2 separate regions of the Homo sapiens genome follow, and region 2 is linked to region 1. A link is a loop called in an ENCODE intact Hi-C map of the cell type or tissue named here. Cell type or tissue: psoas muscle. All regions are shown on one strand.

Region 1 (8,000 bases):
TTAATGTTATACTCACCATCATCCACTTTTAAGAAAATGAACAAGCAGGCCAGGCGCGGTGGCTCACACCTGTAATCCCAGCACTTTTGGAGGCCAAGGCGGGCGGATCGCAAGGTTAGGAGATCGAGACCATCCTGGCTAACATGGTGAAACCCCATCTGTACTAAAAATACAAAAAATTAGCCGGGTGTGGTGGTGGGTGCCTATAGTCCCAGCTACTCGGGAGGCTGAGGCAGGAGAATGGCATGAACCCGGGAGGCGGAACTTGCAGTGAGCCGAGATCACGCCACTGCACTCCAGCCTGGGACAGAGCAAGACTCCGTCTCAAAAAAAAAAAAAGAAAATTAACAAGCAAAAAAAAAAAAAATACAGGAACACTTCCTTTCATAATTATATATTTACATTGTTTCTTTTTTCCTGGAACTTGTATTTCCATTTCACTCCCCACCCCCAAGAATTTCAGCCTAGTGTAACAGTACTTTTAATTTTCAGAAGTCTTTTATTGATTACCTTGTCATATTTATCTGCCACAAAAAAATGATATATGAGTTTGAATTATTTTAAATTTCCTGTGAGCATAAACCTAAATTAAATTTTCTCCTGGAATAAATTATCAAAATAATTCTTAGTAGCACCATTTGGTCAAAACAGCACAAATACTTCCTATTTTAATAGATGTTCAACATAAAAATACAATCAATTTGATTGGGAATGCATCTCAATGAGATGGATGTGGCTACCTCGTTTCAATTAGTGAATGAATCCATTAATGAATGTTACTTCCTGCCAGACTGAGACAGGATTCTGCATTAATTTAATTCCTGTTTATCATTTTTTTATTGATGAGAAGGTTGAGAAACCATGTTCACATAAATAAGTAAATGAGACTAGATGTCACTCAATTACTTGAACTCCTTCCTTCCAAGTTATTTGCCAGAAATCTCAAGGTGCTCTGCTAAGAACAAATTACTTCTCATGATATCCTGGCTGACAATTTGGTTAAGCTGTTCTTCAGTTTTGTTGAAAGCCTTGGTTACCCAGTCATTAGCCATATTTTCTTTCTCAAGACCTACATCAATATCTCAAATTGTTCTTTTTTTCATGTCCTCAGAATACTTTTACCTGGCAGCAAAGCACTTTATGAGGATTTAGAATGAGCAAGATGTGTTGTGGCCAGAGAAGCAGATCTCAGCCACTGCCTCACAAAAATAATTTTAAGGCAATGTAGACCTGGAGGCTGAAAATGGATTTCTTTAAAACCGTCAGTACTCAGGCCTCACGTGCGTCTAGCGGTACTCCCCTGTTTGGAGACTGCTGTCTTAGGGTAATCAGAGGCATGATTGCATGGAGTGTGATTAGGTTCAAATGTGGCTCTGTCACCGACTGGCCGTGTGACCACAGGCAAGCTTCTTCACCTCTCTGGGCCTCAGTTTCCTAATCTTCACAAGAATAATCAGGGTGCCTTCCTCATGGAAGGTTGTTGAGGGTTAAGAAGACAGTGCTTGGCACAGGGCTGGGCACATGGGTAAGTGTTTGGTGAAGGGTAGCTCCCAGCTTCTCCTCAGCTTGAAGCAAGCAGGGACCCAGGAGCACTGCGCCCTCCCCATGCTCCCTGCCCAAGCTCCTCCTCTGGGCCTGCCCCCTCCTCCATAGGAGGAGACCGCACCCTCCACAGTGTGCTGATACCCGCCCCGTCTGTGCTTGGTCTCTGGCAGGTGCGGCGATGCTGTTCCCCGGAGGTAACCCACCCCTTGGAGGAGAGAGACCCCGCACCCGGCTCGTGTATTTATTACCGTCACACTCTTCAGTGACTCCTGCTGGTACCTGCCCTCTATTTATTAGCCAACTGTTTCCCTGCTGAATGCCTCGCTCCCTTCAAGACGAGGGGCAGGGAAGGACAGGACCCTCAGGAATTCAGTGCCTTCAACAACGTGAGAGAAAGAGAGAAGCCAGCCACAGACCCCTGGGAGCTTCCGCTTTGAAAGAAGCAAGACACGTGGCCTCGTGAGGGGCAAGCTAGGCCCCAGAGGCCCTGGAGGTCTCCAGGGGCCTGCAGAAGGAAAGAAGGGGGCCCTGCTACCTGTTCTTGGGCCTCAGGCTCTGCACAGACAAGCAGCCCTTGCTTTCGGAGCTCCTGTCCAAAGTAGGGATGCGGATCCTGCTGGGGCCGCCACGGCCTGGCTGGTGGGAAGGCCGGCAGCGGGCGGAGGGGATCCAGCCACTTCCCCCTCTTCTTCTGAAGATCAGAACATTCAGCTCTGGAGAACAGTGGTTGCCTGGGGGCTTTTGCCACTCCTTGTCCCCCGTGATCTCCCCTCACACTTTGCCATTTGCTTGTACTGGGACATTGTTCTTTCCGGCCAAGGTGCCACCACCCTGCCCCCCCTAAGAGACACATACAGAGTGGGCCCCGGGCTGGAGAAAGAGCTGCCTGGATGAGAAACAGCTCAGCCAGTGGGGATGAGGTCACCAGGGGAGGAGCCTGTGCGTCCCAGCTGAAGGCAGTGGCAGGGGAGCAGGTTCCCCAAGGGCCCTGGCACCCCCACAAGCTGTCCCTGCAGGGCCATCTGACTGCCAAGCCAGATTCTCTTGAATAAAGTATTCTAGTGTGGAAACGCTGATCTAGTGGGTGTGTCTTCCGGGGCAGTGAGCGTCAGCCGGGAACGGAAGCCAGACAGACCCAGGGATCGGGGTGTAACAGGAAGAGCACAGCACCTTCTCCGAGCCTCAGTTTCCTTATCTCAAAAGCCTCGCTCAGTCGACGAGAGGGCATGTCACAGCTCACGACAACATGTTAGCTTGCTCCTTCCTTCCTCCTTTTGACAGCTGAGGACACTTAGGCCCAAGAAGGTGAAATGGCTGATGGAGAGTTAAGAGCACTGAAGCGGGGGTCAGAGGCCTGGCTTTGTCTATAACTCACCGAGTGGCACTGGGCTTCCCTCTGCCTTCACGTTTCATCTCTGACCTGAGGGGCCTGGCTAGATGGCTCTTCTGGCTTTGACACATTTCTACTGGGGCCCAGGCTCAAGTCTCGGTGGCCCTGGGTGGTCACTGGAGACTGTTCCTGTGGAGGCCACTTCAAGGCTGCCCCGGAGGTCGCCCAACCTGCTTCTACAGCACCCTGGGGTCGCCCCTTCCCTAACGAGGAGCTCCCAAGATGTAGTTTTGTTTCCAAAGTTGAGGAGAGGCTGGTCCCAGCCACTTTTTAACAGCATCAAGAGCACAATCTCCTCCTCTCCCAGGGCTTAGGGCTGCCCCAGCCCAGTGCCGCAAGGACTCCCGAACTCCTCCGGCCCTCCTGATAGACATCCTGGGCTGGGTCTCAGGGCGCTGAACGGCAGCACGTATAGCCTGCTCGGGCTGCTGAACAGACGCAAGGACCAGCAGATGCTGCCCGGATTTCTCTGCCTTTTACCCCCCAGTTCCTTCCGTCTTCCTCCTCAGTGCTTTGGCAGGAAAAAAATAAATCTTCTTATTATTTTTTAATGGTTTTTTTTTTGAGACGGAGTCTCCTTCTGTCGCCCAGGCTGGAGTGCAGTGCCACAATCTCGGCTCACTGCAACCTCCACCTCCCAGGTTCAAGCGATTCTCCTGCCTCAGCCTTCTGAGTAGCTGGGATTACAGGCGTGCGCCACCATGCCCGGCTAATTTTTGTATTTTTAGTAGAGACAGGGTTTCACCATGTTGACCAAGCTGGTCTTGAACTCCTGACCTCAAGTGATCCACCCGCCTCAGCCTCCCAAAGTGCTGGGATGACAGGCATGAGCCACCATGCCAGGCCTATTTTTTTTTTAATCCAAACCACTTACTATCAAACTCCACTCTGCTTCTGACCTGCAAGGGGTGTGTGTGTGTGTGTGTGTGTGTGTGTGTGTGTGTGTGTGTGTCTGTGTGTCTGTGTCTTTGATGTTATATGCTGCTATATGTATTGGGGGAAGAGAAGTTCCCCCATTCTCTCCTCAGCCTCACTTCCTCATTTGAGGCTGCTGAGGAGAAACCCACAGGGACCCAGGGGCACAGGGGCCTGCCTGGGGCTTTGAGGGGAGCTGGGGATGTCCAGCGGAGTGGGGTGGCCCTGCTGAGGCAGCTGTCCTTGGTGCCCTGTTCACCGAGGCCTGGGGACTCTGCAGGACACGCTGGTCAGAATGTGCTTCTGGCTGTGGTCATAGACGGGTGTGAGTCAGCCCCAGGAGACATACTTTGCCAAAGAAATGCACTTCCTCTCCTGCCTCTCCTCTCTTTAGCTGCAGCTGTTCTGAGCTGTTGCCTTTGACCCACTGTGAACTGGGAAGAGCACCCATCCCCTCCCACTGGCCAGGCCTCTAGCTCAGCCCTGAGGACCCCAACCCAGGCCCGGTAGCATCTTCAAGGCTTTTGGCTCCATAAGGTCACCCACATGGCGGGCAGCCTCCCGACCCAGGCCAGTGACCCCTGTAGAGAGCAAGACAGAAACCAGAAAAGCTCCTGGAAGCCAGAAGCAAAACTCCACATCCGTGGGCAGGAGCCTCGCAGCAGGAATGGGTAGGAAGGAGCCAGCTGGCCTACTTGACTATATTGGCAGCCGTTCCAGCCATTTAGGTCCTAGAGGGATTTGCTTGTCATCTATTTGTGGAGCACCCTCTGTGTCCTAGACACTGACTAGGCATCCAGGATCCAGTGGGGACAGACACACAGGACCCTGCTCTCGTGGACCACACATGCGAGGGGAGAGACAGCCCATGCTCTAGTGCCAGAGGGTACTGGGTGGGCCTTTTCTGCTGCTCGAATGGGTGGCCGGACTCAGAGCTAAGGAAAAAGGGCCTTGAGTACCCCATATTCTAAAACAAAGGAACCATTTGAGACTAGGCCCATTTGCCTACAGGATTTATTAAGAGATGGTTAAAGCAATTCTGCTATGCCCCCAAATCTCCCAGCACCCCCTTCCTCAGTCTCCATAAGCAGAAGACCAGGACAGGGGAAGGAAGAGAGAGGGAGATGGGTCACTGGAGTCCTGGGGTGCTGACTCCCTCCCCTCCTCTCCCTGGATCTGGATTTGCTGTTGAGATCAGCCCACGCGCCATCTGGACAGGGAGGTTGGGGGAGGGCAGGATTGAAGAGGCAGAGACAGACAGGGCAGGGACTCCTTGGGGCACCCAGCAGTCGTTGCCCATGGGTCAGGTGGACATGGCGGAAGGTGCATGTCCTTGAGCTGTCTTGTCCATGTCCTCCCAAGAGGGAGGCCTGCAGCTGTGCAGACCCACAGTCGGTAGGCTGTTGGGTGGAGGTTGGGGCAGTGGCTGAGTGGTGGGGTGAGAGATATAGAGCTGAAGGGACCTCTCACATCAGGGAACAGTGGTGCGAGGTGGCCCTGTGGTGAACCCACAAGAGAGTTAGCATCTGAACGCCATCATGCCGGGAACATTCATAGCCAGAGAAGAAATGGCCACAGCTGACAGGGACTTTCCTGAAAGCTCTCCCTCCCCATCTGTGTGAAAGAAGAGAAAAGGGGAGAGAAAAGGAGGAGGAGAGAGAGAGAGGAGTGGGGGTACAGGGGCAAACTACACCCCTCCCCACTCCCCTGGGCCAAATCCAGACCCTGCCTGGGGAAGGGAAATGGTTAGTCTTGGTTAGATGGACCAGCCTAGATGGGGCTGGGCCTTTAATAAGCTAAAGCAACAGGAATACTAGAAGATCTGCCCAAGATACTGTTACGGGACAGAAAAAGGAGAACCAACATAGTTCATCTAGAAGCAATGATGGAAGGGGGAAAAAAACTTGCTCAATAAGCAAGTTACCCATATAAACAAATACATTAATAAGAAAATGTCTTGCTGCCAAAATGCGTTCTCTCATATTAGAGATGCTCTTGAATTATTTTACATTCCTCCTCTTAAGAGGTGAAGTGTCTTCCCTCTGTTTGAATCTGAATTGGCCTGGGTCTGCGTTGATCAGTAGACTATAGCAGAAGAGACCCTATACTTGTTTCAAGTCTAGCTTTCAAGAGGACTGGCAGCTTCTGCCTTGGTCTGTTGGAACCCTATGCTATCATGTAAGATGTCCAACTACCCTGAGGTCACCATGTTGGAAGGAAGCTCAAGCTGGCCGTATAGAGATGTGGAAAAAGAGAGAGAGAGAGAGACTCAGCCAACCCCAAGCTATTCCAACCCGCAGCCATTACAGTTATCTTAGCAGATGCCCCAGATCTTACAGAGCAAAGACAAGCTGTATCCACTGTGCCGTTTGATTTCCTTGATGCACAGAAACATAAAATACTATAATAACAAATTGTTTTGAGGTAGTTTGTTATGCAGCAATAAGAAACCAGAACAGAAAATAAGGAAAGGTGAAGAGATAGCGTTGGGGGGAAGGTACTCTAGGTCAGGAGGTTATGGATGGCATCTCTGTGGAGATGACATTGATGGTAAAGTTTGAAGGACAAGAAGGAGTTGGTCATGTAAAGATCAGGGATAAGAGCACTCCAGAGGGCACAGCTGGTGGAAAGTGCTGGAAGGAACCCCAGTGTGGCTGGAGCATGATGGGCAGGGAGGGGGGATATGGGATGTGATGTTGGAAGTAGCCAGGGGCCAGACCATAAAGGGCTTTGCAAGTCAGGGTAAGGAGTTCAAATTTTGTTATAATGTGAGATAAACCACTGCAGAGTTTCAAACAGGGGAATGAAATGACATTAGATACATTTTTTTCTTTTTGAGACAGGGTTTCACTCTGTCACCCATGCTAGAGTGCAGTGGCACAATCTCCGCTCACTGCAGCCTCCACCTGCCGGGTTCAAGCGATTCTCATGCCTCAGCCTCCTGAGTAGCTAGGACTACAGGTGCACACCACCACACCTGGCTAATTTTTGTGTTTTTATTAGAGACAGGGTTTTGCCATGTTGGCCAGGCTGGTCTCAAACTCCTGACCTCAAGTGATCCACCCACCTCAGCCTCCCAAAGTGTTAGGATTACAGGCGTGAGCCACCACACCCAGCCATTAGGTACATTTTTGAACAATCACTCCACCCACTATGTGGAAAATGGTCTCTAGGAGTGTAAAACTTAGAGTACAAATACCACTTCAAAGGCTGTGGAGAAGCCAGGCAACCAATTATGGTGGTTTGGTCTAGGGAGAAGTAACAAGGATAGAGAGAAGTAGATTGTTTGGTCTTAATCATGCACGTGGGCTGGTAACCCTGATCATTTATTCACTCATGAGCATTTTTTGAGTCTACAAGGCCTAGGTATTTTGTAGTAGATACATGTATGACAGGGCAAAGTATATTAGCAAGCAAAAGTCTTCCCTACCTACTAAAGAAAATTCTATTCTGCAATAAATAAGGGGAATAAGGAGAGAGATCACAGCTGGAGGGCTAAGCTGGTCTACCTAACAGCTAGGAAAGAGAAAGCAAGCAGGTAGGCAGAGGGAAATAAAAGGCCTCGGGGCTGGGACTAGAGAAGGAGTTTGGGGTTTTGCTGTGGAGTCTCTATTGATATAAGACAGTTTGAGAAGGGCTTTGAGGAAGCACTGTCATGCTCCCTAACATTGCAGGCCCGAATGTTCTTTGAGAGACGCCCACTCAGTGAGACACTAGGCAGAGACTGAACCCAGGGGAGCACCTCGATTAGCTAGGGTTACGCAGAGAGAAATAAGACATTGTCGCTGACCTTAAAAAGTTCGTCAGCGGAATCAGATATACACAGGTGATTAGAATAGAAGGAAAGCAGGCCATGTAGCTAAAAGAATGCAGCTGAAGAGCTGCTAAAGCCACCTGAGATGACCTGCAGCTGGGGAACATCAGAACTGGCTTTGCAAAGCTGGTGGCATTTGAGCTGTGACTTGAAGAGTAGGCAAGATTTGGGTCTGGGGAGATGACTGGGGAAGCCATTCTAGGTGGAGGCAACCCATTAACAAAGACCCCAGAGCTGGCAAAACCCCTACCTGTACAGGGACTCTCCAGCGGTTCAGTTTGGCTGATGCTTAAGGCAGGTGAATCAGAGGGTGATGGCTAAGGCTGGTAGGCGGGC
Region 2 (8,000 bases), 150 kb before region 1:
TCTAGGATATAAAGATGGGGAACCCGGAGAATTGGGAAGCCAGTGTTCTGTTAAATGGTCTACTGTTTAACTTTTTTCCTAGATAATCACATTTTTGCCTGGGGCAATGGTGGTAATGGCCGCCTGGCAATGACCCCCACAGAGAGACCACATGGCTCTGATATCTGTACCTCATGGCCTCGGCCTATTTTTGGATCTCTGCATCATGTCCCGGACCTGTCTTGCCGTGGATGGCATACCATTCTCATCGTTGGTAAGAGTTTCATATGTCTGGGGTTGGGATGGCTTTGACAGAGGATGGACCCACATCTGAGTACTGTTAGTCACATTGTTGGAAACAGAAATGTCCTGAAGAAGCCATTTCTGTAAGTCTTGTAATGGTCAAGGATGCCATGCCTAGTGGTGGGAACAGAACATTGTCATTTCCTGGAGCTTTGCTATCTGCCATCTCTTGATTATTTTTTAATATAAGTTTGGGCTCTGCCTGCCCCCTTAGAATTGATTTTTTTGGTTGTTTTTTTTTGTCTTTTTTTTGAGTTGGAGTTTCACTCTTTTCGCCCAGGCTGGAGTGCTATGGTGTGATCTCGGCTCACTGCAACCTCCGCCTCTTGGGTTCAAGCAAATTCTCTTGCCTCAGCCTCCCAAGTAGCTTGGACTATAGGTGCCTACCACCACGCCTGACTAATTTTTGTATTTTTGGTAGAGATGGGGTTCCACCACGTTGGCCAGGCTGGTCTAGAACTCCTGACCTCAGGTGATCCACCTGCCTCAGCCTCCCAAAGTGCTGGGATTACAGGCATGAGCCACCGTGCCTGGCCCTAGAATTTGTTACTTCTAATCATCCACCAATTAATTTGTTGTCTGTGCTCATGCTTTCATGAGAAACATTCAGTACATCCTTTAAAAGAAACTTTAAATTATAAGCACTTTCTGCATAAAGATTACTTTGTTAGGAACTACTTTATAAATGCCTGTGTAAGGGTTTATAAGTCTACTTTTAGATCAGTGGTTTGCAACCTTAGCAGCACATACATTAGAATCCTTGAGAAGCTTTTTTTTTTTTTTTTTTTTTTTTTGAGACGAAGTCTCGCTCTGTCGCCCAGGCTGGAGCGCAGTGGTGCGATCTCAGCTCACTGCATCCTCCCAGGTTCAAGCGATTCTCCTGCCTCAGTCTCTCGAGTAGCTGGGACTACAGGAGTGTACCATCACACCTGGCTAATTTTTGGATTTTTTAGTAGAGATGGGGTTTCACCATATTAGCCAGGCTGGTCTTGAACTCCTGACCTCATGATCTGCCTGCCTCGGCCTCCCAAAGTGCTGAGATTACAGACATGAGCCACTGAACCCGGCCAAGAAGCTTTTAAGAATACCACGGTCCAGACCCTATCCCTGACCAATTAAATCAGAATCTCTGGGGTGGAACCTACAGACCTATGCAATGTTACTTCCTTTTTTTAAATTTTGAGACAGAGTCTCACTCTGTTACCCAGAGTAGAGTGCAGTGGCACAGACACAGCTCACTGTAGTTTCGCTCTCCCAGGCTCAATTGATCCTCTCACCTGAGCCTCCCAAGTAGCTGGGACTACAGGCCAGTGCCACCACACCTGGCTAGCTTTGCATTTTTTTTTAGAGATTGGGTTTTGCCATGTTGCCTAGGCTGGTCTCAAACACATGGTTACTTTTTAAAACTTCCCAGGTGATTCCAGTGACCAGCCAAGGCAGACAGTTGCTAATGTAGATAGTGAATATACTTAGAATAGCAAGTGGTGCTTAGCTTATGATACTAATTTCTAAAACTGTAAGTTATAGTTCTAAAGTTATCTGGAGTCAAGGAGAGCAATTATCTCCCTATCCTAGTCTTCTCTCATTTTTCTTGCCTATATCAGTATACAGTGCTTACCTACCAAATATTTTTTCTCAGAGAAAGTATTGAATTCTAAGACCATCCGTTCCAATAGCAGTGGCTTATCCATTGGAACTGGTAAGTACCAATGTTTCAGGTACCAGTGGTTTTCTGAAGTGTGGGTCTTTTGGTTAGATTCCATGTAGACTCCAAAACCCAAAGGAAAATGGGAAATGTCTTTGGGAAGTGAGGAATACAGTGGTTAAGAGAGAAGATCATATTTTGTTTGGTTTTGCAGTAAGTTATAACTTTTACATTGTGGTCAGAGAGACACTACATCATCTTTGCCTCCAACGCATATGCAAGTAATTAAGTAGCTTGCCCAGTACTGTAATATGACTTATGTATTATTCCTTTCCTTACTATTCTAGGGGGTAATGAGTCCTCTACTTCCACGGTATTCCCAGGGGTATTCCAGTCTAAAGAAATAGTTCACCAAAACAGGCACTCAGAATAAAACTCGGCTAAACTTTCAGTGTGGTTAGGAGAATCATCCCAAAGATCTCTGATAGATTTCCTTTGACTGCTGTCTTCATGGTTCTCTATTATTGGGGACCATGCTAGGAAATTGAATCTATTTTCCTTTTTGGTTTTCTACCTGCTAGAGTCCCTGTAGTCTTTGATGTCTCAGAACCAGGATTCTGATTTATTTTATTTATTTATTTTTTTTGAGGCACAGTCTTGCTCTGTCATCCAGGCTGGAGTGCAATGGCGCAATCTCGGCTCACTGCATCCTCTGCCTCCCAGGTTCAAGTGGTTCACCTTCCTCAGCCTCCCAAGTAGCTGGGATTACAGGCATGCACCACCACACTCAGCTATTTTTTGTATTTTTAGTAGGTTTGGCCAGGCTGGTCTCAAACTCCTGGCCTCAAGTGATCTGCCCACCTCAGCCTCCCAAAGTGCTGGGATTACAGGCATGAGCCACCATGCCCAGCCCAGATTCTGATATTGTTTGGAATCAAAACACATAAACACCCAGAATAAAAGCAGATTAAAGCTGGGCACAGTGGCACAGCCGTTAGTCCCAGGTACTCAGGAAGCTGAGTCAGGAGGATTACTTGAGGCCAGGAGTTCAAGGTTACAGTGCACTATCATCATGCCTATGAATAGCCACTGCAATCCGGCCTGGGCAACATAGCAAGACCCTATCTCGAATAAATGAATAAATACATAAACAATCGGTCAATCAAACAGATTAAACCTCCAAAAAGAAACAGCTGAAAACATGATCTAGACTTGTTGAACTTCAGTTTACACATATACACTGACTTATTACACCATATTATATATAGTTAAGTAGCCCATTGCTTGGCATCTCTGTTTATGTATATTAATATCTGTCAAAACTGACTGAAGATCTTTCGCTAAGCACAGCAGTTCTACTACAAGTTTGTTTTACTAGAACAGTATTTAAAGGAAAAACATAAAATTAAAAGCAAATGTCCATTGGTGGGAAGATGTAAACTCGAGGAAGAGCAGGGATTTTTGTCTTTTTTATTTATCAATTTTATCTACTTCCCTAGAACAGTGCCTGGCAAATGGTAAATGCTCAGTAACTATTTGTTGATTAAATGCGTTATAACCATCCATTGGAGTGAAAGTGAACATCTCCAAATATTTCCATAATGTGAAATGTAAAAAGCAAGTTGCAGCAGACTACATGCCTTTTTATAAAGTTTAGAAACAAGTAAAATAGGCTGGGTGTGGTGGCTCACGCCTGTAACACCAGCACTTTGGGAGGCCAAGGCAGGCAGATCACAAGGTCAGGAGATTGAGAGTATCGTGGCCAACATGGTGAAACCCTGTCTCTACTAAAATACAAAAAAAAATTAGCCAGGCATGGTGGTGCACACCTGTAGTCCCAGCTACTTGGGAGGCTGAGGCAGGGGAATCACTTGAACCTGGGAGGCAGGGGTTGCAGTGAGCCACGATTGCGCCACTGTACAGCCAGCCTGGCGAAAGAGTGAGACTCCATCTCAAAAAAAATAAATAAAAGTAAAATGAATAGTAATGTATTATTTAAGGATACATAAAGGCGATAAAGTTTTTAAGAAGAAATGATAAATATAAAATTAAACAGAATGGTTTCATCTGGGTAGGAGGCCAGAGAAGGAAGGAATTCACACGGCAAATACAGTGATATAGGTAATGCTCTAGTTCAGCAGTGTCCAGTAGATCTTTTTGCAACAATGGAAATGTTCCATATCGGTGCTGTTCAGTATAGTAGCTACCAGCTTTCTGTGGCTATTGAGCACTCCAGAGAGTGGCTTGTGTGACTGAGGAACTGAATTTTTAATTCTCTTTAAGTTTAAGCGGGCACATATGGCTAGTAACTCATATTGGATAGTGCAATTCTAGTTCTAGTGGCAAATAGACCTATGTTTATTGTTAGGCATGAAAATTTACACGTATGTTAAAATAGTCTTAGGTATATCTAAAATGCAGCATAATCTTAAAAAGCCATTTAAAACAAAAAGTAAGCTTCAGAACTCACTTTGGTAACTATAGTTCTGCTGCTTCCGTAGGATCTCAGCATGACCCAGTTAGTCCCCAGGCCAGCACAGCAGGTGATAATTAACCCTTCTTTACATTTAGCCTCAGAAAATACCAGGCATCAGAACAAGGATCCCTGAGGAGTAAGAGAAAAAAAAAAAGAAAATACCAGGCAATTTTTCTTTAACTTTGACAGATTAATCTTCTTAATTATATTTTTATTTGGCCCATATTAAAATTCAGTTTCATTTCCTGACCACACATCAGCTAGTCTTCATTAAGGTTGCTTGGAATATGCTGTATGATATGAAAGAATCAGCCATTATATTATAAAAATGGATACAGATAGTCGTCAGAGAATGTAATATTCACATTAAATTTTGAAGAATTGGCCGGGCGCAGTGGCTGACGCCTGTAATCCCAGCACTTTGGGAGGCCGAGGCGGGTGGATCACTTGAGGTCAGGAATTCAAGGCCAGCCTGGCCAACATGGTGAAACCCTGTCTTTACTGAAAATACAAAAATTAGCCAGGCATGGTGGCGGGCACCTGTAATCCCAGCTACTCAGGAGGCTGAGGCACGAGAATCACTTGAAGCCAGGAGGCGGAGGTTGCAGTGAGCCAAGATCGTGCCACTGCACTCTAGCCTGGATGACAGAATGAAACTGTGCCTCAAAAAAAAAAAATTGCTGGGTGCAGTGGCTCACGCCTGTAATCCCAGCACTTTGGGAGGCCAAGGTAGGTGGATCACCTGAGTTCGAGACCAGCCTGGCCAACATAGTGAAACCCCGCCTCTACTAAAAATACAAAACTTAGCTGGGCATGGTGGTGTGTGCCTGTAATCCCAGCTACTCGGGAGGCTGAGACAGGAGAATTGCTTGAACCTGGGAGGCAGAGGTTGCAGTGAGCCAAGATCGGGCCACTGCACTCCAGCCTGAGCAACAGAAGCTAGACTCGGTCTCAAATAAAAAAAAAAAAGTTGAAGAATTCAACATTCAGATTTTCCCCGGACAGGGAGTTAATGGTAAGTTTATCTGGCAACTTTAAGAGGAGTTTGGCTCAAATATTAAAGACCTTTTTATATAAGATAAGTGTCTATGGAGGATGCTGGAATCTGAATGTATCTCTTAAAGAAGCAGAGTAAGCATGGGTGCTAGATTTGGTGGGCTGTGGTTGGGGGGATTGTTTGGTAATGCTTTTAGAATATTGATAACCTGCTATGGATACAAGATAAACAAAGTTGGTAAATGGAAGTGAATTATCATTATGAGCATCCTGATATACAAATACAACTATACAAAATTACAAAACATAGTTTGTATGAAAACCAAAAATTTAGTCCCTAACATTTGACTTGCACTGTTGCCATTGCACTTCATGCAGCTTATAGGCACCTTTCCAGGGTAAGTAGGGTTGTCAAATGGTAAATCTGTCTTGCTGCATAGCAAAGCTGTCTATTTCTGTGCTGTATATCTGTCAGTGTTTCAGAGCTCTAGCCCGGGAGGAGGCGGCGGGGGCGGCGGTGGTGAAGAAGAGGACAGTCAGCAGGAATCTGAAACTCCTGACCCAAGTGGAGGCTTCCGAGGAACAATGGAAGCAGACCGAGGAATGGAAGGTTTAATCAGTCCCACAGAGGCCATGGGGAACAGTAATGGGGCCAGCAGCTCCTGTCCTGGCTGGCTTCGAAAGGTAATTCCTTTGGAAGAAGTAACTTGGATAAAATATGTGGCCCTTTGCAGGAACTAGAAAGAGCTGTCAGGGTCTCTCAGTTTTCCAAGTACCTAGTAAACTGTTGTGCATCCTGAATCCAGCCTTCTGATTTCTACCTGGAAAGAAATTGCCTAATCACTAATCCTTTTTTCTTTCCAAAAAGATAAAAAATGTTCTCATACCCTTGTTACTTAAGTGAATGTATTATAAGTTACTATAACCTACCTTGATGGCAGTTTTTGTAGTACATGTATATAAAGATTAAGCTTACAGATTTTATACTGTCATTTATAGAAATGGAATATTGGAGCAGTTGGAATGCCTTACAATAGGAAAATGGTTGATGAAAGTTGAGATACAGAAAGTAAAAATGTTGGATTGGGCACAGTGGCTCATGCCTATAATTCCAGCACTTTGGGAGGCTGAGGCAGGAGGATCACTTGAGCCTAGGAGCTCAAGACCAGCTTGGGCAACACAGCAAGACCTTGTCTGTACCAAAAATTTAAAAAATTAGCCGGGTGTAGTAGTGTGCACCTATAGTTCCAGCTACTCAGGAGGCTGAGGCAGGATGATCACTTGAACCTGGGAAGTCGAGGCTGAAGTGAGCCGAGCTGTGCCATGATTGTACCACTGCAATCCAGCCTGGGTGACAAAGCAAAACCCTGTTCAAAAAAAAAAAAAAGTAAGAATGTTGAAGTATATTTATTTTCATGGAAAGTTACTCACAACATATGGCTATGCAGAAGAGGATGATATATCTGTATGATCTCATTCTTTTAGGAAATATGTAACACACAAAAGAATGTCAACAAGACTATGTATTGACAGTTTTTAAAGTGGTTGTCTGTAAGTGATGGAATTGCTGGTGAATTTTATTAGTTTCCTTTGCCCATTTGTATTTTCTCATTTTCTACAGTAAATATTTATGGTTTGTGAAATTTTAAATTTTTTACCAAAAAAAAAAAAAAAAAGACCGAGCATGATGGCTCCCAGCTGTAATTCCAGCACTTTGGGAGGCCAAGGCAGGAGGATTGCTTGAGCCCAGGAGTTTGAGACCAGCCTAGACAACATAGGGAGACCCCATCTCTATAAAAATTTAAAAAAAAATAAGGCCAGGGCCAGGCATGGTGGCTCACATCTGTAATCCCAGCTCTTTGGGAGGCCAAGGCGGGAGGATCACCTGAGGTCAGGAGTTTGAGAACAGCCTGGCCAATCATGGTGAAACCCCATCTCTACTAAAAATACAAAAATTAGCCGGGCAAGGTGGCTCACGCCTGTAATCCCAGCACTTTGGGAGGCTGAGGCGGGCGGATCACAAGGTCAAGAGATCAAGACCATCCTGGCCAACATGGTGAAACCCCATCTCTATTAAAAATACAAAAATTAGCCGGGCGTTGTGGCGCACGCCTGTAGTCCCAGCTGCTCAGGAGGCTGAGGCAGGAGAATCGCTTGAACCCAGGAGGTGGAGGTTGCAGTGAGCCGAGATTGCGCCACTGCACTTTGGCCTGGTGACAGAGCGAGACTCCGTCTCAAAAAAAAAAAAAAATTAGCTGGGCATGGTGGCACGCACCTGTAATCCCAGCTACCTGGGAGGCTGAGCCAGGAGAATCACTTGAGCCCAGGAGGCGAAGGTTGCAGTGAGCCGAGATCGCACCACTGCAGTCCAGCCTGGGCGACAGAGTGAGACTCCATCTCAAAAAATAAATAGATAAATAAATAAGGCTGGGCGAGGTGGCTCACACCTGTAATCCCAGCACTTTGGGAGGCCAAGGCGGGCAGATCACTTGAGGTCAGGAGTTTGAAACCAGCCTGGCCAACATGGTGAAACTCTGTCTCTACTAAAAATACAAAAAATTAGCCAGTTGTGGTGGTACACGCTTGTAATCCCAGCTACTT

Evidence for each region. Peaks named below come from ENCODE experiments on the same cell type or tissue, not always from the same donor. Only the 100,000 strongest peaks of a DNase experiment are listed, where the experiment ranks them.
Region 2: it touches region 1 in a loop (6-fold over the local background); 87 of 110 quality-filtered maps call a loop at or near these places.

Annotation. Positions count from the first base shown.
Region 1 is chr14:74,936,449-74,944,448 of GRCh38, reverse strand. PGF (placental growth factor) reads left to right here. Exons shown (of 7, transcript NM_002632.6): 7 at 1,716-2,615. The coding sequence ends at 1,743. LOC107984690 (a long non-coding RNA gene) reads right to left here and starts at 1,720. Exons shown (of 3, transcript XR_001750826.3): 1 at 17-1,720. In psoas muscle, no CTCF peak of the experiment used is centred here; DNase peaks (open chromatin) are centred at 2,528, 3,048, 4,128 and 4,508; H3K27ac peaks cover 4,187 bases.
Region 2 is chr14:75,089,353-75,097,352 of GRCh38, reverse strand. It overlaps NEK9 (NIMA related kinase 9), which reads left to right. Exons shown (of 22, transcript NM_033116.6): 17 at 83-253; 18 at 1,922-1,981; 19 at 5,875-6,083. Among named protein-coding and RNA genes, the nearest start is that of ZC2HC1C, 24 kb to the right of the region's middle. In psoas muscle, no CTCF peak of the experiment used is centred here; a DNase peak (open chromatin) is centred at 182; H3K27ac peaks cover 1,213 bases.